Linked DNA regions of Mus musculus: region 1 is linked to region 2. A link is a loop called in an ENCODE intact Hi-C map of the cell type or tissue named here. Cell type or tissue: heart. All regions are shown on one strand.

Evidence for each region. Hi-C counts contacts between places; a loop is a spot of excess contacts. Peaks named below come from ENCODE experiments on the same cell type or tissue, not always from the same donor. Only the 100,000 strongest peaks of a DNase experiment are listed, where the experiment ranks them.
Region 1: a loop joins it to region 2, with 4 times the contacts of the local background. A loop is called at or near these places in 3 of 42 quality-filtered maps.

Annotation. Positions count from the first base shown.
Region 1 is chr9:119,841,476-119,843,975 of GRCm38, reverse strand. No RefSeq gene overlaps it. Among named protein-coding and RNA genes, the nearest start is that of Scn11a, 17 kb to the right of the region's middle. In heart, a CTCF peak has its summit at 954; no DNase peak of the experiment used is centred here; H3K27ac peaks cover 273 bases.
Region 2 is chr9:119,791,143-119,793,642 of GRCm38, reverse strand. It overlaps Scn11a (sodium channel, voltage-gated, type XI, alpha), which reads left to right. Exons shown (of 27, transcript NM_011887.3): 14 at 1,130-1,306. Among named protein-coding and RNA genes, the nearest start is that of Scn11a, 33 kb to the left of the region's middle. In heart, a CTCF peak has its summit at 959 (motif pointing left); no DNase peak of the experiment used is centred here.

The DNA of each region.
Region 1 (2,500 bases), 50 kb before region 2:
GAGGCAGTGGTCACCCCAAGGTCTGGGAGATGGAACATCCGGCACATGACTTGCTGGTCAAGCGTTGGACAGTCTCTTCCCAGCATCTGGAGGTTAACTGAGTTGTTCAGACCAGATTCTGCTCTCAGTAGGCCAATTAAACGAAATGAGAGCAAAAGGCAAAGATTGGAGCTTTATTCTGTGTGGCTGTACTGAAAAGAGGAACTGCATAACTGAGCGGTCCTGGTCAAATTGTGGTCCCATCATCCCTCATGACTCAGCCCTGGTTCATCCTGCAAGGTACTGTCAGAACCCTCAGGCAGGTCCTAGGCATTTCCTCTTTCCACATCCAAGTTCTGGGAATTCTAATTCTTTGATGTCCATTGTCTCAGTAGCCTGATATCCAAGGGGCTGGGGCTGGGGATACAGTCTCTTTACAATATCTTTAACCAGGAGCTGGAGAGGCAGCATGGCTGTTAAGAGTGTTACTGATCTTTTACTAGAGACCTCAGGTTCAGTTTCCAGCACCCACAGTCTGGTGGCTCAGAGTCCCTTAACTCTAGCTCCAAGGCTCGCGTGAGCACATGCACATTGGGAGGCAGATCTCTTGCTGATATGAGCCCGTGTTGAGGACAGATACCAGGATAGCTTTCTCCATTTTCCTCTCCACCTTATTGTTTTTGAGATAGGTTCTCTCACTGAACATGAAGCTCACCAGGAAGATCCAGATAGCTGGCCAGTGAGCTCCAGGATTCTCCTGTCTTGGCCTTCCCAGGTCTGGGATTACAGGCGTGTGCTGCCACACCCAGCTTCTACATGAGCTCTGGGGAGCCAAACTCAGATTCCCAGGATTGCACAGCAAGCATGCTACCCACTGAGCTGTCTCTCTAGCATTAGACATAATTTTTAAACCAAAATATATCTGGGCTGGAGAGATAGCTCAGCAGTTAAGAGCACTGGCTGCTCTTCCAGAGGTGTTGAGTTTAATTCCTAGCAACCACATGGTGGCTCTCAACCATCTGTAATGGGATCAGATGTCCTTTTCTGGCATGCAGGCACACAGGCAATAGAGCACTCATATGACTACAATACATAAATAAATAAACACACACACACACACACACACACACACACACACACACACACACACACACACCTTAAAATTTCTAACACAGCGAGCAGTGGCCTGTCTCCTGGGATTTAGCACCTCCCTCTCTCAGTACTAACTGAACAGCTCTGCTTTTCTGTAATCCTCCCTCCTCCACCCTCAGGAAGATGCCCAGCAGTGGCCCGCATCCTTCACCAGGAACTCAGTTTCCAAGGTTACCGCTGATTTGACTGGTTTCTTCCTTTTCTTTTTTCATCTTCCTAATTCAGGAAGTCCTAATGTGAGCCTCCACGTGTTTACAGGCCTCCTCAGAGGGGAGCCTTCCCTCTGTTATGTTTTTCTCAAGGAATGTCACTTCCTGACCCAGTGAGCAAACTCTGAAAGTAACTGTCTCCCTTTGACCCCACGAAGTGGATCGGAAAGCTGGAAGTGGCTTAAAAGTCATCTCCAGTGTGACCTTAGCTCTGTGAGCTAGGAAAGGCTGAGTGCAGACACAGTGGTCAGTCCCGTGGCCAGCACAATAGGTCAGCAGTGGCCCATGGTCAGCACAGTCGGGCAGCACAGTGGCAGGGTGGTAGTTATACTGGCAGGAGTGGCTAGTCTGAAGAGGCTCTGTGCCCCTTCCGCCCTTTGGCCATCAGAGTATTGAAACAGATTGGACTTTGTCCTGGAATCCCATGCTGGGAGTGGGGTGGGGGGTTGTCCCCCAGAGAGAGATTTCACACAGTTCTGACAACTTTGCAAGACAGACAGGAGCTCAGGCAGTCGTGCCAGTGACTGAATGGGGTCATTCTGCTTAGCAATGCAACCTCTCTTTAAAATAAACGTGGTCTGCAGGATGTTGTGTGGGTCACCCCTAAGGAGCAGCCCTCGCAGAAACAGTGTGTGGATCTCCACGTTTCTAGGCTATTCTATTTTAACTGTCATGTGGCAAGTGTACAACTGGATTTTTATTTGTTATGACTTATTTATCTTGGGCCCTGAGTTTCAAACCCAGGACTCTGTGCATGACAACCGTCCCGCTGAGCTATGTCTACAACCTAAGGATTTAACAGTGCAGTTTGTAAACTGTTTGCCCTTGCCTAGTTTCTGCTCTCTTATTATATGGTGCTTGCTGTTGTTTTCTGTTTTCTAAACATATTTTACTTAAAACTGTTTTGTTTTGTTGTATGTATATGGGTGTGCTTACCTGTATGTATGCACATGTTTGGTACCATGTGCACACAGTCCTCACAGAGGAAGAAAAAGCCATTAAATCCCCAGAGACTGAAGCTACAGCCATGTGAGTGCAACCAGGTCTTCTGGGAGAGCAGTCAGTGCTCTTAACTGCTGAGCCATTATTTTGCCTCTAAACCACACGTTAAAATTGTGGTTAAATACATATAACAGGAAACTTACCATCTACATTAGTTA
Region 2 (2,500 bases):
AGTATGCAGGAAGCCTTGGGTTCAGTCCACAGCACCACCACATAAATCGGGCGTGGTGGTGCATGTGTGTGACCCCAGCACTCAGCAGGTAGAGGCAGGAAGATCAGAAGTTCAAAGTTATCCTCAGTCACAGAGCAAGTTCAGTGCCAGCCTCGACTACACGAGACCCTGTCTCACAACATCCATCCCTCTAAGAAAAAGCTGTCTCCAGAGACCCAGGGTAATGACCTCCATGGCCCTTTGTTCTGGGGACACTGAGTATCATAAAATAATGTAGATTTGGTATATAGGTAAATTCTCAGGAAAGATGAGCCAGGCCTGGAAGATGTGAGTGGGTGTTCCCGAAAGACAGTGAGGATGGGTGGACTCGGATGTCACTGGTTCTTATGAAACTGAGTGCGTCTCCGTTAAACTGGGAAACCTAAGATAAGGAGGAAGCCAAACTTTGAACGATCGCTCACTCTCTTTCATGGTTCCGGTGGGAGGCGTTTTTTCCCCCCTCATGGGGAATTGAGTCTCTCATATATCAGAAACAACAATTAGTCAGTGGATGCTTTACTCTAATTAGCTAATGGATAAATGGATTGAAAATCTTTCCAGAATATCCAATCTTCTTCTACAGTTCTATTTCTATAACTGAAAACGCAATACATAAGTTTTAAATATTAAAATAAGGAACCGCTCCAGTTTTAAGTATCTTCTTAGGGGGGCGCTAGTGAGACAGATCAGGAGGAGTGGGGGAGGGCAGTGGAGCAGGGCAGAGGGCATAGGGGAGGAAGACAATCAAGAAGAGTATGTGACATGCATGTGTCAAAATGTTATCCAACACATTGCCGTGTACGATAACGTAAGAAGTCAACAATAAAAACACTTTAAAACAGAAATGTAGCTGGAGGAAAGATCTGGGTCTTGGGGGCACAGCCCCTGCCCCAACAGTCAGCCGACCTGGCTTTTAGCGCCTCCTGGTGGCTGCAGCTATGGTAGTGTAGTGAGCCGCCTGGGCCTCTGCATCCTGTGCCTGGAGCACAGGATGGCCTCAGGCACCGTGCACTGTGGGTCCCTCAGACCGTCCTTAAGCAGGAACCTCCAAAGCAAAGCTAGCTCCCGCTTGTCCTTTGTTCCACTGCAGGTTTTCACTGGAATTTTCATAGCGGAAATGTGTCTCAAGATCATTGCGCTAGACCCTTACCACTACTTCCGGCACGGCTGGAACATCTTTGACAGCATTGTGGCCCTTGTGAGTCTCGCTGACGTGCTCTTCCACAAACTGTCTAAAAACCTCTCCTTCTTGGCTTCCCTCAGAGTGGTAAGGCGCTTTCTTTTCTTTCTTTCTTTCTTTCTTTTTTTCGAGACAGGGTTTATCTGTACAGCCCTGGCTGTCCTTGAACTCACTTTGTAGACCAGGCTGGCCTCAAACTCAGAAATCTGCCTGCCTCTGCCTCCCAAGTGCTGGGATCAAAGGCGTGCGCCGCCACCACGCCCGGCCCCTTTTTATGTTTCAAATTTACTTTTATCATGTGCACGTGTGTGGGTGCGTGCATGTGTGTGCGTGCGTGTGCGTGTGCGTGTGCGTGTGCGTGTGTGTGTGTGTGTGTGTGTGTGTGTGTGTGTTACATGAGTGGAGGTCAAAGGACATCTTGTGTGAATTGATGCTTTCTTTGACCCTGAGGATCCTGCTGGAGCTCAAACTCAGGTCAGGGAGTGACATTTCATTCTTTCCTCCTCCCCTCCCTTCCTCTTCCTTTCCCTCCCCTCCCTTGTCTTCCCTCCCCTTCCCTGCCCTCCCCTTCCCATCCCTCCCCCTCCCCCTCTCCTATCCAGAGTTTTGCTTTGTAGCCCAGGCTGGCCTGGCACTTGTTACTTAGCCCAGGCTGGCTCTGATCCTACTTGCCTGTGTCTCCCAGTCCTGAGGTTACAGGAATGTGTCACCACACCTGGCCCTTGGCCCCACTTTCTTATTTCATCGTGTAACCTAACATCCTGAATAGAAAGAAAATAATCTTTAGTAGGTTCAAAAACTATTTTGGACCAAATCTTAATTCATCACATCTTAACTCCAGGACAAAATTTGAATTCATTCACCTCCCTAGGTAGCCCAGGTTGGCCTCAAATTCCCGATCTTCTTCCCAAGGCCTGGGATTACAGATGTGTGCCACCGAGCCCAGCTGGTTTAGGTAGATTTCATAAAAATAGTGTGTCTGTGTGTGTGTGTGCATGCATGTGTGCGTGTTTGGATATGTGTATTCGTGTGCTTGTGTGTCACATGTGTGCAGGTGCCTGGGGAAGCCAGAAGTCAGTATTGGAGCCCCTGGGTACCAGCCACCCAGTGTGGAAATCTCTACAAGAACTTTTCTCTATAAGAGCAGCATGTGTTCATGACTACTGAGCCATCTTTCCAGCCCCAGAATAAGATGTTTTCCATTTAAAAATAGAAATGTAGGGTTGCTGAGATTGCTCAGCTAGGGTAGCATATTTGCTCCCAATTTTGATGACCCCAGTT